6 separate regions of the Homo sapiens genome follow, and all the other regions are linked to region 3. A link is a contact called in ENCODE Hi-C or POLR2A ChIA-PET data. All regions are on one chromosome and are shown on one strand. Each heading gives the region's core, a stretch centred on a gene start or an enhancer-like site at or near the end of the contact. The rest is flanking DNA. Distances are from core to core; before and after follow the strand shown. Region 1 has its middle 130 kb from the start of SSTR1. Region 2 holds the start of MBIP (MAP3K12 binding inhibitory protein 1). Region 3 holds the start of MIS18BP1 (MIS18 binding protein 1). Region 4 holds the start of TXNDC16 (thioredoxin domain containing 16). Region 5 holds the start of DDHD1-DT (DDHD1 divergent transcript). Region 6 holds the start of TMX1 (thioredoxin related transmembrane protein 1).

Evidence for each region. Hi-C counts contacts between places; a loop is a spot of excess contacts on that map. ChIA-PET counts read pairs that join two places held with the same protein, here RNA polymerase II (POLR2A). Pooled maps may share reads with other maps.
Region 1: a loop to region 3 is called in a map of naive thymus-derived CD4-positive, alpha-beta T cell, with 12 times the contacts of the local background. The contact joins the enhancer-like site here to the promoter of MIS18BP1 in region 3. A Hi-C loop is called at or near these places in 2 of 168 maps with a recorded cell type or tissue (both naive thymus-derived CD4-positive, alpha-beta T cell) and 4 of 50 pooled maps. POLR2A ChIA-PET finds 5 or more read pairs at or near these places in 1 of 52 experiments (T-cell).
Region 2: a pooled map shows a loop between it and region 3 (8-fold over the local background). The contact joins the promoter of MBIP here to the promoter of MIS18BP1 in region 3. A Hi-C loop is called at or near these places in 2 of 50 pooled maps.
Region 4: a loop to region 3 is called in a pooled map, with 12 times the contacts of the local background. The contact joins the promoter of TXNDC16 here to the promoter of MIS18BP1 in region 3. A Hi-C loop is called at or near these places in 7 of 50 pooled maps.
Region 5: a loop to region 3 is called in a pooled map, with 7 times the contacts of the local background. The contact joins the promoter of DDHD1-DT here to the promoter of MIS18BP1 in region 3. A Hi-C loop is called at or near these places in 1 of 37 single-sample maps with no recorded cell type and 6 of 50 pooled maps. POLR2A ChIA-PET finds 5 or more read pairs at or near these places in 1 of 52 experiments (B cell).
Region 6: a map of B cell shows a loop between it and region 3 (9-fold over the local background). The contact joins the promoter of TMX1 here to the promoter of MIS18BP1 in region 3. A Hi-C loop is called at or near these places in 1 of 168 maps with a recorded cell type or tissue (B cell) and 7 of 50 pooled maps. POLR2A ChIA-PET finds 5 or more read pairs at or near these places in 1 of 52 experiments (CD4-positive, alpha-beta T cell).

The regions. Positions count from the first base shown.
Region 1 is chr14:38,072,307-38,075,861 of GRCh38, reverse strand. No RefSeq gene overlaps it. Among named protein-coding and RNA genes, the nearest start is that of SSTR1, 130 kb to the left of the region's middle. Within about 2 kb of position 1,346, at least 2 of the 41 ENCODE cell types and tissues checked have a DNase peak (open chromatin) inside an H3K27ac peak, as active enhancers do.
Region 2 is chr14:36,319,137-36,322,300 of GRCh38, reverse strand. MBIP (MAP3K12 binding inhibitory protein 1) reads left to right here and starts at 1,664. Exons shown (of 9, transcript NM_016586.3): 1 at 1,664-1,841. The coding sequence starts at 1,713. RefSeq lists enhancers at 1,266-1,315, 1,716-1,975.
Region 3 is chr14:45,251,499-45,254,535 of GRCh38, reverse strand. It overlaps MIS18BP1 (MIS18 binding protein 1), which reads left to right and starts at 1,334. Exons shown (of 17, transcript NM_018353.5): 1 at 1,334-1,501. It overlaps LOC107984674 (a long non-coding RNA gene), which reads right to left and starts at 1,245. Exons shown (of 4, transcript XR_001750746.2): 1 at 895-1,245. RefSeq lists enhancers at 686-745, 816-1,005, 167-1,116, 1,026-1,205, 1,306-1,365.
Region 4 is chr14:52,551,255-52,554,387 of GRCh38, reverse strand. It overlaps TXNDC16 (thioredoxin domain containing 16), which reads left to right and starts at 1,883. Exons shown (of 21, transcript NM_020784.3): 1 at 1,883-2,072. GPR137C (G protein-coupled receptor 137C) reads right to left here and starts at 1,552. Exons shown (of 7, transcript NM_001099652.2): 1 at 797-1,552. The coding sequence starts at 1,240. RefSeq lists silencers at 1,083-1,282, 1,293-1,362.
Region 5 is chr14:53,151,991-53,155,047 of GRCh38, reverse strand. It overlaps DDHD1-DT (DDHD1 divergent transcript), which reads right to left and starts at 1,694. Exons shown (of 3, transcript NR_110062.1): 1 at 1,317-1,694. It overlaps DDHD1 (DDHD domain containing 1), which reads left to right and starts at 1,725. Exons shown (of 13, transcript NM_001160148.2): 1 at 1,725-2,787. The coding sequence starts at 1,950. RefSeq lists a silencer at 1,550-1,879 and enhancers at 2,700-2,899, 2,920-2,969.
Region 6 is chr14:51,238,912-51,242,216 of GRCh38, reverse strand. It overlaps TMX1 (thioredoxin related transmembrane protein 1), which reads right to left and starts at 1,970. Exons shown (of 8, transcript NM_030755.5): 1 at 1,773-1,970. The coding sequence starts at 1,924. RefSeq lists an enhancer at 1,692-1,931 and a silencer at 1,792-2,134.

The DNA.
Region 1 (3,555 bases), core at 97-2,596, 7.2 Mb after region 3:
AAAAGAACAAAGCTGGAGGCATCAGGCTACCTGACTTCAAACTATACTACAAAGCTACAGTAACCAAAACAGCATGGTACTGGTACCAAAACAGAGATATAGATCAATGGAACAGAACAGAGCCCTCAGAAATAACGCTGCATATCTACAGCTATCTGATCTTTGAGAAACCTGAGAAAAACAAGCAATGGGGAAAGGATTCCCTATTTAATAAATGGTGCTGGGAAAACTGGCTAGCCATATGTAGAAAGCTGAAACTGTATCCCTTCCTTACACTTTATACAAAAATTAATTCAAGATGGATTAAAGACTTACAGGTTAGACCTAAAACCATAAAAACCCTAGAAGAAAACCTAGGCAATACCATTCAGGACATAGGCATGGGCAAAGACTTCATTTCTAAAACACCAAAAGCAATGGCAACAAAAGCCAAAATTGTCAAATGGGATCTAATTTTCTTTTTTTTTTAAGACAGGATCTCACTCTGTTGCCTAGGCTGGAGTACAGTGGAGGAATCACGGCTCACTGCAGTCTCAAACTCCTGGGCTCAACCAATCCTCCCATCTCTGCCTCCCAAGTAGCTGGGACTACAGGCATGCACTACCATCCCCACCTAATTTTTATAGAGATGGGGCTCTCACTATGTTGCCTAGGCTGGTCTTGAACTCCTGGACTCAAGCAATCCTCCCACCTCATCGTCACAATGTGCTGGGATTACCTGGCCCAATTCATTTCATTAAAACAATTTATATAATGTGAGCCAAGACAATGAAAATATGCATAAAGTATGCATATACATAGGTGTAGGAGATATCAGTTTCTTCTCTCTTTTTTTCATGTTGTTTCTATAGTAGATCGTATTATAGTTCAAAATATCGGCTGCCACTTCCTGTGGGAAGATTATACTTTCTCACTGCTTTGATGTCAGTTTTGGCCATGTGACCTCCTCTGTGCAAGAAAATGTGAACAGGAGTGATATGGGTTTTTGCAGAAAGAATTAGCATAAAAGGTCTGAGTCTGCTTGGCTTAGAAAGACCTGTGTGCAAGATTGGCCCTCAGCTGGAATTGGGGAGCTTGAATTTCAGGAAGGGTCTCACATTTCCTGATAAGGATGGCTCACAGCACCTAAACTGTTTGTGCAAAGAATAAGGCTTATGCTGAACCCATGAACCCTTTCTGGGAGTCCAGAATTTGGGTACATGCAGGACAGAGGATGCCTATTGTGATCATCCCTCAGTAAAAACTCTAGGCATTGAGTCTGTCTTGTGAACTTCCCCAGTAGATGACATTTCACACATTGTTACGATTTGGCACTGGAGGAATGAAGCACATCCTGTGTTACTGCACTGGATAAGGACTCGGAATCTTGTACCTGTTTTCCTCCAAAAAACTTTGTCCCATGTACCTTTTCCTTTGCTTATTCTACTTTGTATCATTTTGCTGTAATAAATCATCACTACACAGTAATGTGCTCTGAGTCTTTCTAGCAAATCATGAAGTCTGCCCTTTCAGGAAGTCCTTCATGACTCTTTCTCTTTGGTATGACAAGTGTCACTCCTCTGGCTACAGGCTACTCTGCCTTCTGGGTCTCAGAGTGAAGATGACATGACAGAGCCATGGCCAACTTGGAGTGGTCTAACATAAACAAAAACTAAAGCTCACAAGTTGTAAGCCCCTACGATTTTGGAGTTTCCATTACCACAGCAAAACCTAGCTTTTCCTGACTGACACATAATTCTGGTGATACATTAACACAGTTCTTTTGTGCTCCCAAAGCCTTTTCTCACATTATTTACTTTGACCTTCCCAAAACTTTATGAAGTATGGAAACCAGATGATATTTTTATGCTAGAGACTACACGGACCTTTGTTTCATTCTCTAATATCATGTGACATTAAATAAAAATAAATAATTAATTAAATCCCTACTCAATCCCTATTCCATGGATGCATGGTTCTATGGAGTTGTCCATGTAAGAAGCAGACGAATAGCAAATGAGTCACGGCAATTTGGAGCTTTCAAATTCAAAACACAACTTTTTATTGTGGTTCCTATTAGTAATGACTGGTTTGAGGTTTTGGTTTTTGTTTCTGTTTTTTTTTTTTTTTTTTTTTTTCCTGTCCACAGCACCTCAATAGATATAAATGTCTTTCCAGACCTCTGGTTGTCCATCAGTTTATAAACCTGCTCTGGTTAATTAATAATCGTTTCTTTGAGGTTAATAATCTCCTAGGACTACCAAATTAGATGTGATTTATGCCACATAACCTATATTTTAAATCATATTGAAATAAACATTGCCTTCAAATTTAGTGAAACTCAATGGATTAATCCTTTATTACCATTAAACAAATCACTCCAAAATTGATTGGCTTAGAACAAAAATAAACACTTATCATCTCACAGAATTTCAGTGGGTTGAGAGTTTGGGAACACCTTAGCTGAGTGGCTAAGGACTCTGGCTCAGGACTTGACTTGTCCTCAGTTTGCAGTGAAGATCCCAGTGGCCAAGGCTGCAGTCATCTCCAGGCTTGACTAGAGTGGGAGGAGCTGCTTTCATGGTGGCTATTTGCATAATTGACAAATTACTGCTGCCTTTTACAAAGAAGCCTCAGTTCCTTGCCACATGTGTTTTGCCATAAGGCTGCCCAAGTAGCCTCTAACATAACACCTGGCTTTCCCCAGAGCAGGTGATCCAAAAGAAAGTAAGACAGAAGCCACAGTACCTTTTCTAACTTTATCTTGGAAATCATACACCCTCACTTCTGGCACTAGAATACATGTTACTAGGTCCAGCTTACACACAAGAGAAGAGAAATTAGACTCCATCTTTTGAAAAGAAGAGTGTCAAAGAATCTGTGAACATATTTTAAAACCATCATATCCCTTGTAGGTAATTATTTAATACTATTGCTGTTCACCAATATGTTCAGTGGGGAGCCACTTCTGGGCACTCCCCTCATGTTTGGGTAGGACCATGTGACCAGAACTGGCCAAGAGTTGTGAGTGGACTATTCAATAACTATTTCTAGAAAATTGGCTCTCCATATGGAAAAAGACAAAAAGATATTATTTTATGTCCATTGAAAAAATGCAAATGAGTTAAAGAAGAAAAATCAGTAATATGACATTTTTACAAGAAAACATGTAACATTTTATGCCCATGACAAAGGTAGGGATTTCCTAAAGAAGACACAAAAACCATAAACTATGATGAGATATCATTTCATCAAATTTGCCACAAATTAATAAATCTGAGAGCACAAACTCTTAACCAATTAGCTATTGCTGGTGTGACTGTAAATTTGTACAACCATTATGAAGAGTAATAGAACAAAATCCAGTAAAATCTAAAATGTGAATAGTCTCTGAGTAAGAAATTCCACGTCTGGGCTCATGTTCTTTAACTTGGAGAAGCACAAGGGATGTGTACACAAGGATACACATGCAAGGATGTTCACTGAAGCACTATTTAAAGTAACGAGAACCTGGAAATAACTTTACCATCTCTCAAATGTCATTCATACAATGGAATACTATACAGCAATTAAAAT
Region 2 (3,164 bases), core at 415-2,914, 8.9 Mb after region 3:
AGTAAAGAATACTAAGATACAAGTGCAGGTCTGGATATCAAATCACAGAATTACATGGAGAAGCAATACACAGATCAAATGGCCATCAGTTAATTCTGTATTAGAGGCTCAAAAGAACAAGTAAAACTTGAAAATTCAAAATCAATGATGGCAAAGAAAGGAATAGCAGCACCTTGTTAAAGACAACATTTTTTAAATATACAAAGCATATTCCCAAATGTGTTGCATATCAGTGTTCTCCATATTTGAAAAAATATGAAACACCTCAATGAAAACAAATGATCTGAAACTGATTGCTAATTTGGTACAAAACAAAAACTTACAGTTACCCCATTACCATGCTTGAATAAGAAGGTTGCTCAATTTGAGACTGGACATTGTGAAGTATTTTTCTGCCTGTAGAAATAGGCTGGAATGTCAGTTGTATATCTTGCTGCCAACAAGGGAACAGAAAAGATTTCCCAAGATTCTGTCAAGCCTGGTGATCCCATTTGTCTTTGGAAATGAAAGCCTAATTAAGAGACTCCCTAGGGACAGGTCAAAGGAGTTTTTATCCCCATCGTCCTTATCTTAGTTCCTTGATGCATTAGTCCTTCCCTTTAATTTAGTCTACCCTAAAACTAAAGAATACACATTGTGCAAGTTTCCACCTTTGCTTTCTCTACTGTAAATGCATTAGACTATTAACAGAATTACGAGTTTTAAATCCCACCTTCCTTATCTCTAAGCTGATGTTGATTTCTTAAAGTGTTTTTGAATAAAGCTTAACACTAAAAATTATTGTAATACTTTAATTGGATAACACTTTTTAAAAATATCGGAGTCTGACTAAAAGATTACAAAACCCCACAAACATCGTTATAATAAAGCTATTATGATAAATAATACTTTGTAAAATTTGAATTCGGTTTTATGTCCTAATTTCAAAGATTGTGGTTGCATGATATTATTTATCCAGGTTAAATTCCTGTTGGAATTATATTGACAGTGTTTCATTTCTTTGAAACAATTTTAGGGTTAAGCGTCTCTACAGTTAAAACAGAGAATATCAACTGTAGTCCCAGTTACTCAGGAGGCTGAGGCAGGAGAACCGCTTGAACCTGGGAGGCGGAGGTTGCAGTGAGCCGAGGTAGTGCCACTGCACTCCAGTCTGGGCGACAGAGTGAGACTCTGTCTCCAAAACAACAACAACAAACTTGAAGAGATGAAAATGTTCTATCCAATCATGATAATTCCGTGTGAGTTTTCCAATGTTTAGAAACACGTGTGGGCACCACTCCATCCCTGACCAGCAAGCTTCCTCCAGACCCACTCCACACCGCCATGTTAAAATGTCAACTTTTACTTTTTGGACTCAAACTACAAAATTTAACTATGTCTCCTCTTACCAAGATTCACAATGAACACCTAGGAGTCAAGGTAGGCTTCATAACGCTAAAGAGACCACGACTCTAATGACCACCCCAAACACAGCATTCCAGCCTAGCTGTGGTCTGCAATTACCCACTTCAGAGCCTCGGCGCAATGTCACAGCTGCAACTGATTGGTGTAACGTGCTTGTCATTCACATAGAGAGGGTGGGGCCTCAAAGCCCGATCTAAACCAGACTCCGTGTCTTACGTCATCGCCAAGCGACTAAAGCTGGAAGGGAGGGGGCGGGGTTGTGAGCAAATCTTGGTGGTGGTGGTGGTGGGGCGGCCTGAGAAGATATCATGGCTGCTGCCACGGAGCTTAATCGCCCGAGCAGCGGTGACAGGAACCTGGAGCGAAGATGCAGACCCAACCTCTCCCGAGAGGTGCTCTACGAAATCTTTCGCTCCCTACACACCCTGGTTGGACAGGTGAGAGGTGGCCTGAGGGACTGGGAATATGGAAACCATCCGGTCCCTCCTCGCCATTCTTTTTCTCTAGCAGAGGCCGGGGGCAGCTAGGCCTGCAGAGGTGTGGGATGCGGTCCCGAAGCCGAGGTGTGGAAGGAGCCCGGGCCCAGCCTCCTCGGTCGGAGTGAGGAGGACGGCGGTACCGGTTGCAGAGTCGTTTACCTTGCAGCTGTCCTCCCCAAGAGTGGGTGAGGTTGGCCTAAGTGAAAACCCGGCTCCGAGAGAGGCAGGCTTGGAGAGAATGAATGTGGAAAAGCTTCACTGCGAGTTTAGGAGGCGCTTAGCGTTCAGGGTCCTTTTTCCTCCAACTTACTCTTTATGGGAATTGGTTGGTCAGTAGGCCTGAGATTTATAGAAAAGCGCGCGCTTATTAGCTTTTTTTGGTGGGGGAGGGAGTAATTTGTTCTTATGAGTTACTTGGTTTTGTTTATTTCTTTTTTCCTTCGGGCTGTTTTGCGCATCTATAATCCTTTCAAATGGGGAGAAAAGTAAAAGGAATTCATTTAAAATACTTCTAGCGTAAAATGCTGTTGGCGTTAGAACTGTCGTTATTTAACTATTAACTAGTTTAACTGGCTGATAAATCGCTTTTGCAGAAATGTCATAGTAAAATTGGTTTTAAATTGAAATGGGCTTCTTCGATCAAGTCACTGTTTCGTTTCATGGTGTAAAATTCAAGTTTTAAATGAGAAACAATTTAAAAGTATGCTTGTTTACCTGCCTTTTAAAAGGAAATATTTTCTATCTTACATAGACCATTTTCTAGCCGTAAAAGTTTGTTTTGGGGCTGGTACTAGCGCAAGTGGACAAAGCAGGCATTTGTGTCAAAGATAATGGTAAATTCCTATGAAAATAGAACATTTGTCTGATTTGTGAAAATTATTTTTAAAGCCTTGAGTAGATGGAGAATCAGTCTTTTAAGAAGTTACTATTTTTAAAAATCGTAGTATGTTGTGTCTTACAAAGAACATTACTGTAAGTTAAACGGTTTTATGAAATGACGCAGTTATTAATGGAGTCTGCTTAAAGATATAACTTTTAAATTCAGTTGTTTGCCAAGTACTTACCAAAAACATTTTTTAAAGACTTGGGGTGTTTTGTTATTAACATTCCATTCTTAAGACCCAAGACGTTTAAATGGTTTAAAAGTTAGAGAACTTTTTATGGCGACGTTGGAACTTAAGTTTATTTATTTTATAATGTCAAGATGAAAAAAGTTTATTCTCACCTGTTAACAGAAGATGGAATATTTTTAAAAAATACTGAGCAATGATTTAAACATTT
Region 3 (3,037 bases), core at 85-2,584:
AAAATTTAGTACATGCAGGATTTAGAAGGGACTGCAAAAGTCACTTTAAAAAAAAATTACCACCTTTTCAGTAAAGCCTCTTAATGGGGAAATGTGGTATGTGACTAGAAGTTGACTAATTTTCTTAGATGGAAGTATAAAATAAAAAGAAGCTCTGTTGTCACAAATGCGGATGGGGGGAAGAGGACAGACTTCATGCAGGACTGGAGTTGGACAGGGTTCAGGGCTGAGAACACACCTTACTACCCTGGCTTCCCCTTCTCTACTTTCAAGACTGAACCAATGTGCCCTATACAAGGCGAAGAATACACCCGGTCACTCCGCGGTGGTTAGAGTGGAGATTCACTGGGTGCAGTCTAAAGCGGGACGCAGTCTGGGGGCCACCGTCACAAGCTGCTTACAGCAACCTAGAGTTGTCGAGATTAATGTTTCTGGAATGTGAAGTGACTTAAAAAAAAATTAATCACTTCCTGGCTCGGTGCGGTTGCCTGTAATCCTGGCACTTTGGGAGGCCGAGATGGAGGATCGCTTGAACCCAGGAGTTCCAGACTAGGCTGGGCAACATGGTGAGACCTCCTCTCTACAAAATAAAAATAAGCCAAGCATGGTCGCGCGCGCCTGTAGTTCCAGCTACTCGGAGGCTGAGGTGGGAAGATCCCTTGGAGTTCCAGACTGCAGTGAGCCGTTATTGCGCCACTGCACTCAGGCCTAGGCGACAGAGCGAAACCCTGTCCCCCACGCCCAAAAAATCGTATTTCCTGAGGGAACAGTTCCAACTAAACATCCCACTTTGTGCGTAACTTTACATTCAATCCATCATCACCTCAAGAACAAAATGTTCTTTCTCCGCCTCAAACATGGAGGACAGAAAAACAGAAGTTCTCTCAAACCCACCAAGCACGCTGTTTTCCTGAGACGGAAAAGAAGGATAACAGCCGCTACGGCGCACAGCCTGTAGGGGAGGACGGCAACCAGGAAAGGCCAAACTTAGCCGCAGTAGTGCCGGGGCGTGCTCGCGGCCCACGGCGTCCCACGTCGTCCCACGTCAGCCTTGTCCCGGCAGAGCTTCACGAGAGGAAAGGCGGGATTCAGGGTGGGCGCGTGCCCTACGAAGACGAAACGAACTTTGAAGACAACTAGAGGAGCTCGCCCCCTGCCTGTGACAGCTTAGGGTCGCCTACTTTTTGTGGACACACTGCCGTCCACGGAGTGCAGAGGCCGCCTGCAGTTTTCTTGCGTCCCTGTGAGACGCACGGTGGCGCAATTCCCGAGCGTGCCAATCCCGGGCTGGCTGGAGGGCGGGCTCTTCAAATTTGAATTGCGGAAGTGTTTTGTGTGTTAGAGAACGTCGCGGAGGAGGTAAGCGTCGCTTGGCGCCTGGCCGCCGCGGGCAGGATACACCGTGGGCCTGAGGCGCGAGCCCGGCGGCGTGCGGCCCTCTCTCCGCGCGGAGCCGAGCCGGAACTGCGGCAGTCTCTCCCTGCCAGGCTCTTCATCCAAGGTACGTCCTCCCCGCGCCCTCCGCTAACCTCCTACCGCGGGTCCCCGCAGATGGTGGGCGTCTGCCCTTTAAGCATCTCGGCTCACGCGGTTTTATTTATTTTTTTTGTAGATTTCTGGCTTTGGTACGGATTTTATACTTCGCACTCGATGTTTACTTGTTGCGTGTCTACTGTACTTAAGAGAGTAGAACACGATTGCTCAAATTTATTTCGATGGTGAGCGTTCTAGGTCTTTGTTCTAAAATAAATTTTTTTTTTTTTTTTTTAGAATACCAAGTGGGAAAATTGTATTCCTCAGTACCCAACTCTTCCCCTTGGGACCCCAGGACCCACAGGGCTATAGAAGCAGTTGATCATTCAGCTTATGTTTTCTTCTGGTTAAATTGCATGCTTGTTGCAAACATCTTTAGATGTTAATAAAATTATTTAGAAAATGGTCGGGCGCGGTGGCACACGCCTGTGATCCCACACTTTGGGAGGCCGAGGCGGGTGGATCTTTTGAGCTCAGGAGTTCAAGAAAATGGTAGGCCACTTCATCCTGGCCTTCAAAGATAAACACTGTTTACAATTTGGTTCACCGCTTCCAGAGTTTTTCTCTATGCCTGTATGTGTTTTATTTATTTACTTAAAAATTTTTTTAAACAAATGCAATTCTATGTTGTTACTTTCTTTTTCAATTTAATGTTTCTTGGATACTTTTCCATATAAGTACATATATATCTTTTTATTGAATACATAGAGTAAATTGTATGGATGTGGCGGGATTTATTTTGTCCTTTATTGGTAGACATCTGGGTTGTTTCATTTCATTTTATGCTGCAGTGAACTTCCCTGTGTAGTGGGTGTGTAGACTGTTGCCTGTTGGTAAATAACTGAAGCTATGGAGTCGGGTAGAATCGGTTCCTCTTTCTCACTTATTGTCAAGTGACCTTGGGCAGCTTACTTAACCACCTTATACCTTAATTTCTCTTTTTTCAAATTGGGAGTAATAACAGTACTTAACTCTTTAGAGTTGCTGTTAGATTATATAGTGGCTGGCATGTAAATATTCAGTAAATATCGGCAATTATGGTACATATATATTTGCATTCTTACGCAGATGTTTCTATAGGAAAAAACAAGTTAGAAGTGGAATTTCCGTGTCAATAGTATGCATACTTGCATTTTGAAATTAATATTTACCAATGTGATATGAAAAAGAAATCTCACTGTTTTAGTTTGCATCTCCATTTATTAGTAAAATCAGGTGTCACAACTCGTTTATTGGCCTTTTGTATTCTATTAATCACCTTTCATGTCCCATGACCATTTTCTGTTTTGTATATTTTTTAAAGTTGATTTATTAGGTCTCTTTGAATGTTATTTAAATTAGCCCTTTGTCATATGTGCTGAGTATTTTTTTCAAGTGTATCATTTGCCTGTTAACTTAAAATTCTATTTTCCCCCTAATTCTATGTCCCAGTTTTGGTTAGTGTGCTCTGGGATTTTTGACCCATTCCATAGTAATAGTTATTACTACTACCACTACAGTAAAT
Region 4 (3,133 bases), core at 634-3,133, 7.3 Mb before region 3:
TTAGGTTCCAGATATTAAGCAAGTTATTGCAAAAACAGTTTGGTGGTTTTGTTTCTGCAATAGGCACAGGTTAAGCTAGTATTTTTTTCTCTTAATTAGCTCCAAAAAAGACTATGCTAATAGGAGGTAGGATAAACCGCTAAAGCACGAAGCAACTGGGGCAAACATTAAGGGCTTTATGGAGGTCCTTATCCTGATCCTCAGCATTGGTTATTGATCATCAACCCTGCTGGGGAACTATCGAACGAAATTTATGTGAGGCTTATCGAGCCACAGGAAAGGAGATGCAGGAGGGAATATAAGCTTCTAATAAAAGAAACGCAGCAACAATAGCAGAGGAACAGCTCTGCCTGGTGACGTAATGGCTGGCAGCAGTCCAGCTTCAGCAGAGCTGCTGCTACCTCAGCATCCAACCTCCCTCAACACAGTCCGGCTTCGGCAGAGCCACCGGGGCTGCTACTTCTTGCGATGCCACTTTGTTGGTGCCACCAACGCCTTACCTCGGAGGGCCAGAACACCGAACAAAGGGTTCGTTCCGTTGCTGTTTTAAGTTGTCAGACACACACACTCACTCACTCACCCCCTAGCCCGAACCCCTCAGTAATCAAGCCAATCAGCCACTTAAGTTTAAGGCGAAAACACTGGCTCACACTCCAGGTGTGCCTCAGTTTCCCCAGGCTGGTTTCCAGTCCGCCTCTCGCTGCCCACCCCCCGCCCCCGCTGGTCCTCAGCGGGAGTTGATCCCGGCGGCCCCGCGCACCCGCCCGGGCCCCGCATGCCGGCCCTCCCGCCTTACCTCCGCCAGGTAGAGGTTGAGGAGACAGAGCGTGGAGAACTGGAGACAGGAGGGGAAGCAGTAGAGCAGCCAGTGGGGGAAGAAGTGCAGGTGAGCGGGCGGCCGGAGCAAGGGCAGGGAGCCGCTGAGCGAGAAGGCGGCGGAGAAGAGGGTGGTCCTGAGCGCTGCCCACAGGAGACAGAGGAAGAGGCAGAGGCTCTGGTAACTCAGCCGCCGCTCGCGGTACAGGAGCAGCCGCCACAGCTGCAGGTAGGCAAAGGCGAACAGCGCGGCGTAGAGCAGGGCGTGCAGGACGCTCAGCGCCAACTGCACGGAGCCCGGCACCGCGGCGCCTGAGGCTGCAGCGACGGCGCCTCCGCCTCCGCTGCCCCCGCCGGGCGTGGAGGGCTCGCGGCCGGCTGCGGGGGCGGCAGCGGCCGCCGGACCCGGCACGGACACCCTCATGAGGGGGCTGGGGGCCGGGCGAGCGAGCGCGGGAAGGAAGGGGCTGGACTCGGAGCCGCCGTCGAAGGGGAGAAGGACTGCCCCCTTACCCCCCACCCACCCCAGCCTCTAACCCCAGGAAGCGCCGTGACGGGACCCGGAGTCCAGCGCAAAGCAGCCGCGGCTCCCCCGGACCCCGCCTCCTCTTTCCCCCCACCCCCCGGGGGTCTCGGCTCCTCCTGCTGCGGCTCGGCTCCGTAGCTGCAAAAAACAACTCTCGGCTGGAGACAATCAGCTGAGAAACCCGAGCATTTGAGGCGCTCGCTCCGCACTGTGGGCTCGCGCCGATTGGCCCAGGCAGGCACGCCCCCTGAGCGCCGCGCTCGGAAGGCCACGGGCCGCAGGACCCGTCGCTCGAGGGCCCCGAGATCTGATTGGGCGCGTAATTTCCCTACTTTCTCCCGCCCCTGTACTTCCCACCCACGCTGCTGATTGGCCCTGCTACTGCACCGCCCGTTCGCGCCGGCGGGAGGACTCTGTAATCGTCTGTCACTCTCGCTCCGCCCACCACGTTTCCCATTGGTTAGAGAGTGCCTCGCGTAGGGAGCACGAGGAGAAGGAGGAGCTTCGCAGGTTGTTTTTTCCCAGGAGGCCGACTCCGCCGAGTCGGTGGCGGCTGCAGGCTGGGAGGGAGAAGTGCTACGCCTTTGCAGGTTGGCGAAGTGGTTCCAGGCTACCCGGCTAGTCTGGCACGGCCCCGTCTTCTGCCTCCTCCTCCGTCGCGTGGCGGCGGGAACTGTTGGCCGCGCGGCCTCGGGAACGGCCCAGGTCCCCGCCCGCAGGTCCCGGGCAGGTAGGTGACAGCGCTGGCCCTTCAGGCTGTGGGCTCTGCCTGCAGACCCGGGGATTCAGACGAAGCAGCTTTCTGTAGCCAGGGCTGCACTGCACAGCTCCGGAGTCTGACTTAAGACACCCGTCTCTGGGGCACCGAAGGGCCTCACCTGGAGCCTCCTGAGGGCATTTTGCTTTCTCTTTTCGCTGCATGAACGGCGGGAAACACCGGAGCCCTTTGTGGGTCGAGGGGATGGAAAGGGGCGACGGGGAGAATCGGAGCTCTTAAGTGAAAGACCCTTTCCTCCCAAGGCCAAGGGAAATGTCTCTTAAGGAAGAGTAGTAGTAGTATCAGATGGATGTTGAAGCGATCTGTGAGCAGGGGGAAGCTGGTTCTTTCAAACGTAGAATTTGGGAAGATGCTCTGGGCTTAAGTTTTGGGAAAAAGGCAGAAACAGACTTGTAAGTATGATGATTGCCTGGAGAGGAAGTAGAATATTCTGTACTGTTTAAATTCCACATGTATCGAAGCCTTGGACCTGTGTATGGTAGATGGTGGCGCTATTCCTGGGCCTGAGAGAGAAAATACATGCTGTGTTACTGCTGTGAAGAACCGAGGAATAATCAGATCGACTAACGTATATTGGGCCGGCACATAGTTGTTGACTTTTTTTTTTCCTATTTGGAAATAAGATTAGCAAGTAGTGCAAAATTAAAAGGAAATAATTTGTTTTCTTTAGAATACACAGCACATTACGAATTCAGTATCCTTGTGAAAGACATTGCTACGTTTATTGGAGCAACAAAGACCCAGCTTTTCTTACCTCACCATCCTTTGTCCTATGCTTTTTTTTTTTTTTTTCCTTTTTTTCATGCAGGGTCTCGCTCTGTCGCCCAGGCTGTAGTGACAGTTCACTACAAACCTCCACCTCCTGGGCACAAGCAGTCCTCCCACCTCAGCCTCCCAAGTAGCTGGGACTACAGGCACTGGAGCCACCATGCCCGGCTGATTTTTTTTTTTTTTTTGGTAGAGACGAGGTTTCACTATATTGTCCAGGCTGGCCTTTGTCATATGCTTTGCCC
Region 5 (3,057 bases), core at 445-2,944, 7.9 Mb before region 3:
GGAATAGAGATATTTTAAATGTTGTGATATTCCTTATTTATAATCCCCTTCATAGTACTTTTCATACTGTACTATAATATAATGTATCTGTTTACTTGTCTGTATCCCCCTCTAGGCTGTAAGTTCCTTGAAGAAAGAAAGAACTCTCTCCCATTCTCTCTTATAGTAGAAGTTAGCATAGAGGTGCCTGGCATATAGGTGGCCAGACACCTATTCAAACCCTGTAGAATGAATGCTTTTACAGCTAGTAAACAGACCAAAGCCCATACCCAATATCATATGCTGCATATTGTCAATAGAAATACTGGAGGAGCAACTGGGAAGCAGGCACTCAGAAATTTTTTTTGAGTGGTAAAGAGGGTCCTGATCTTAGATGCTTTCAGTCAGAGCTGCAGTATACAGTTGGATAGGTTGTTCACTGCACAAGGTTAACCAGCTAAGGGCACTAATTGGGGCAGAAAATCCAGCCTGTATTCTACTTGACAAGCCATCAACTCCAACACCGCTCTGTATCTGCCCACAGGAAGCAATGCCTTTTTTCAAATTCCTACAAAGGCCCTGTACAAACTTCAGATAGTCTTGATTTAAATAATGACAGAGTAATAATGTCTGACAGGTTACATCTCAGGAGCAAGAAAAATTGCCCTACCAATCTGATTCCACCAGAGAGTAAAAGAAATAGTGAAGACTGTCTATTCTTAAAATGAAAACACTGAGGTTGGAGATGGTTTTTCTCTGGATTCTCAACATAGGGTGATGTGCTTACAAAATAATTTTTTTTAAATAAAAAAGACCCACATAAGGGAGCCTCTGTATTCAACTTGATCCCAGAATATGAGTTACAGAATCAGAGATGCATAAAAATCTGGAAGAAACCTTAAAGTTCATAGAATTCCATTGCTAGAAGGAACTTTAGATATCATCTGGTCCAAGAATCTTAATTTTACAGATGAGGAAACCAAAAAGATCAGGAAGATTATGTGATTTGCCTGTGGATGGTTAGCAAAGCTAAATCTAGAACCTGGTTGTTTTCTACCTCTCAATCGAACACTCTTTACCACAGCTGGTTGGACTTGACATCATTATAATCAACTAAGACTGATTGCGCACCCACTGTGTGGGAGAGGCTGACATGGACTTGGTTTCCATCAAGGGCCTAGCAATGAGGTTGAGAAAACAGGAAATCCAAGCATCAAAAGATAAGTAATAATATGAGATGGCATATGAAGCAAGGTTTAGATTCCAGTTTCCCAGTGGGAGTGGTGACACCAAGGTGAGTGATGGGTGTGGGGTGGAGTGCCCTCGTATCCACCCACCTATGCGTCCTGGTTCTGTCTGGAGGCACCAGGGCCAGGTGACAAAACGTCCAGGCGAGGCCGCAGTAGGGCCTAAGGTCAAAAAGAGCAATGCTGAATCCTACATCCTGGGGCCCTCCTAACACGTAGCTTAAGGCTCTGGGCTCATGACCCACATTGTAAGGATGAGTGGGGTAAAGCCTATCCACATCTGGGCTGTGAATTCCAGAAGCGGGGGACCGAGGCAGCTGTGCATGAAGACCGCAAGGAAGGAGGAAGGGAGCCGAGGAGGCCCAAGAGCGGCGGGCGACCTGACACCACCCTGCCCTCCCAGCCAGAGGGGCAGGGGGGAACCCCGCGCGCGGCGCCGGTGCAGCCCGGGCTTCCGGGGCGGCGCACGCGGCCGGGGGGCGGGGCGGGGGCCGAAGCACCGCCTACGTCGGGCTGCGTGACAATGGGGCCGGCGGCAGAACGCAGCTGCGGCGGCTGCGGGTCTCGTGGGGGCGGAGCGGTCGCCGCTGCCGCCGCAGCTCGGGTCGGGATTTGAAAGATTAGAAACTTCGGGTGGAGAGGGCGGCGGCGTTGAATGTGTGGCGGAAGCGCTGGGGGTCACGGCTCCGCGCGCCGCCGGACAGCCGGCGGCGTCTCCACAGCATGAATTACCCGGGCCGCGGGTCCCCACGGAGCCCCGAGCATAACGGCCGAGGCGGCGGCGGCGGCGCCTGGGAGCTGGGCTCAGACGCGAGGCCAGCGTTCGGCGGCGGCGTCTGCTGCTTCGAGCACCTGCCCGGCGGGGACCCGGACGACGGCGACGTGCCCCTGGCCCTGCTGCGCGGGGAACCCGGGCTGCATTTGGCGCCGGGCACCGACGACCACAACCACCACCTCGCGCTGGACCCCTGCCTCAGTGACGAGAACTATGACTTCAGCTCCGCCGAGTCGGGCTCCTCGCTGCGCTACTACAGCGAGGGTGAGAGCGGCGGCGGCGGCAGCTCCTTGTCGCTGCACCCGCCGCAGCAGCCTCCGCTGGTCCCGACGAACTCGGGGGGCGGCGGCGCGACAGGAGGGTCCCCCGGGGAAAGGAAACGTACCCGGCTTGGCGGCCCGGCGGCCCGGCACCGCTATGAGGTAGTGACGGAGCTGGGCCCGGAGGAGGTACGCTGGTTCTACAAGGAGGACAAGAAGACCTGGAAGCCCTTCATCGGCTACGACTCGCTCCGCATCGAGCTCGCCTTCCGGACCCTGCTGCAGACCACGGGTGCCCGGCCCCAGGGCGGGGACCGGGACGGCGACCATGTGTGCTCCCCCACGGGCCCAGCCTCCAGTTCCGGAGAAGATGACGATGAGGACCGCGCCTGCGGCTTCTGCCAGAGTACGACGGGGCACGAGCCGGAGATGGTGGAGCTTGTGAACATCGAGCCTGTGTGCGTGCGGGGCGGCCTCTACGAGGTGGATGTGACCCAAGGAGAGTGCTACCCGGTGTACTGGAACCGTGAGTAGCGGGCCGGGGTTAGGGCAGGACGGGCTGCCCCTGCATGGGCCGATGCGCACCGGTGTGGGTTTGGGACTGGTCGCCGCGAAGAGGGAGGCGCGTGAGGCCTGGCGTTTGGCTGGGGCAGGATGGAGATTGAGCAGGGAGCGTCGGCAGCTGAAGGGTAAACGAGCAGATGGCAAAACCCAAGCTGCCTGGGGTCAGGAGGACTGGATACCTTCGGGGGTAGCGCCTCCTGGGTGAGCCGGGTGCTGCTGCCATCCCCTGGAA
Region 6 (3,305 bases), core at 721-3,220, 6.0 Mb before region 3:
AAAATTCATTTCAGAATTGCAGACTACATGCATACTATGAAAATTTCCCTTTATCTTACCCTCCATATAAATGTTCTACTTTTTTTTTGAGATTGAGTCTCACTCTGTCGCCCAGGCTGGAGTGCAGTGGTGCGACCTCGGCTCACTGCAACCTCTGACTCCCAGATTCAAGCGATTCTTCTGCCTCAGCCTCCCGAGTAGCTGGGACTACAGGCGCGTGCCACCACGCCCAGGTAATTTTTTGTATTTTTAGTACAAACGGCGTTTCACCGTGTTAGCCAGGATGGTCTCGATCTCCTCACCTCGTGATCCACCGGCCTCGGCCTCCCAAAGTGCTGGGATTACAGGCGTGAGCCACCGCGCCGGCCAGTTTTGTTTTTTTAAAAAATAACACAGGACTTACTGATTTAGCCTTCTGGGTTCTCCCTTGGGGATGTCACTTTCACTGGCCTCCTTAACTTGACAACCCTTGCTGTATTCGTGACACAAGAAAACACTCACCTGAACCCTGTTGTCTTTTCATTTTTATTTATTTACTTATTTATTTTGCTAGTTGCCCAGGATCTCTTGAACCCCTGGGCTCAAGTCATCCTCATACCTCAATCTCCTGGGTAGCGTACGCCACTTCCAGCTGAACCTTTTTAAAGAAGAAGGTGTTCTAACAACAATTATTGTATGCCTACTCTGAAGACCCAAAGAAAGCCAGCACAGCAATATCTGCATAGGTTAACTAAAGTATTTAGGTATCTTGTTACTCATTTGTAAAACGTGAAAAACACCTGTCATAGAGAATTTGTAGGGAATTAAATATGGTATTCGTGTAAAGGTGCTTAGTGGTGTCCAGTACACTGTTAATAATTATGCTTTTACTATTATCAGTAAATACTGCTAATATGTATAATACCACCATCAACAACGACTTAGCATCTAAAGCAAAGACAGATACTTTATTTCCCACCGCGGCAGAACAGATATTATTAAATTGAAATCACCACACAAAATACATGATTTCGTTCGAGCAATAAATGATGACCTGGCGCTCTTGAGAGTGTATACATTAATACATTATCTTTTAATGTAATACCATTTACAAAGACCTAGGAGTCACAACCCAAGGTATTCTCTACACTACAAAGACACCCAAAGGAAAAATGAGATGAGGAGTGAAAAAAAGAGAAAGCAAAAGAGGAGGCAAAAAGAGAAAACGAAAACTTAAAAATAACCCAACTTGAATTGACTCAGTATTTACAATAAAAAAGAAACGTACCCAATCCATTAAAAAAAGCTTAAAAGCGCCAAATTCCAACACCATAAAGAGACTATCTTTTAAGGACAGACAAAACGAGAGGAGAAATTTTGCTCAATATTCTCTTATGTAAAATGTGGTGAAAATAAGTGTAGAAGTCTGTGAAGAATCACTTTAACTACTTAGACACGAGTCGGACACCTCCCTCCCCGCGCCCCAGTCGCATCCTCAAAGTCATGAAAAATGTCAGAATTCGCATTGGCACTAACCCTTTGGGCGCACCACAACCCAAGAAACGAAACGAGGGTGCACCCCAGAAGAAACTTAACATTCACGGGTAAGAGACGAGGGGGTGGGACCAAGCTGGCGGCAGATCCCAAGAGTTTGGGGAGCTGCAGAAGTCGGGGACGCTCGCTCCGCAACTCGGAGGCGCAGTCCTGGGGAGCCTGCGACCCGCACGAGGAACGTGCGGGGTGAAGTCGTGTGTCCAGGCACGGACGTAGGACCCTGGCCGCCCCGCACTCACAATTCTATCATCCAGTCTCCTTCCAGCAGTTCTCTCCAGTTCTCGTCCGTGATGACGCGAACGTTGCTCCGCCGCCCGTGCGTCCAGGGAGCACCCCAAAGCAACAGCACCAGGACTGCCAGGGGAACTGCAAGACTCCCGGAGGGCGCCATTTCGCCGCTTGCCCACCTCACAGGGAGCGCGGTCGCAGCTCCCACTTCCGCCCTCGCGGGCTGCTCAGCGCAAGCGCACTACGGTGCTGCGAGGAGCGCCTGTCTAGAGGACTCTCAATGCGCATGACAGGGGTCTGATCCCAGTGAGTGGTGAAGTCGGGAAAGAGGGAAGAACGACTCTCCGCAATGCGCATGACAGAAAAGCGGCTGCTTCTACCGCCTAGGGTGTCCCAATATTGTGGGGGAAGGAACAGAGCAAAAGGAGGCGTGGTGTAAAAAGTGGGGCGGTGCTTTGAGGAAGAACGGTTTAAAAGACCCTCCCAGGATTTTGGCGCCAAATGGTTAGCGTTTACAAGCAAATTGGTAAGTTTATAATGTGCTAAAGCAGTTTTCCAATTAAATGTCCTTCAGAGTTCTCATTTGTTTTCTTTGAAACATGTAGTAAAGCTAATGGATTTTATAGGAGTCGGAATATTGGTTTACTTCTGAGAGATTATAGACAGGGAAGGTGCAGAGGAACATTATGGTTATGTTGGATGTGTTGGAGGTGTTCAACATCTAGATATGAACAGTAGTTACATGGGCGTACGTATATGATTTTTTTTAAAGAAGGATCAAGCTGTACATTTTAAGACAGTGCACTTTATGCACTTTCAGGTGTATGTTATCTCTCAAAAAAAATTCAGTAGGTACAGAGATCCTAGGTCAGTACTTCAAAATGGAACCAGACACATAGGCTTGTAAGATATTTGAGTTTTTTCTCTCAAACATTCGTAAATACAAATGCAAACCAAAATGTGCACTGCCCCATCAGTCAAATGAAAATAGTTGCAGGTGCGGTGGCTCACGCCTGTAATCCTAGCAAAACAGGGAGGCCAAGGCAGGCGGATCACTTGAGGTCAGGAGTTTGTGACCAGCCTGACCAACATAGTGAAACCCCGTCTCTACTAAAAATACAAAAATTAGCCAGGCGTGGTGGCAGGCGCCTGTAGTCCCAGCTACTCAGGAGGCTGAGGCAGGAGAATCGCTTGAACCCGGGAGGCGGAGGTTGCAGTGAACCGAGATCATTCCACTGCACTCCAATCTGGGCTATAGAGAGAGACTAAGTCTCAAGGAAATAGTTGCCACTATCTTACCTCACCTTTTCAACTTAATTAACCCCAATTAGTCCCCTTCCCCACCCCTCCACTGAATAGCCCTCTCAAGGACACCAGCGACCAGCAAGATAAATCCCAATTGTTTCTTCTCAATGCATCTAGCATGACTCCTAGCCCCATTCTACCACACCCTTGAAACACTTTACTATCTTGCTGTCTGGGCAGCTCGCTTTTTTTTCTGTCCTACAGTAGCTGATTCTTCTCAAACTTCTTGGCTGGTCCTC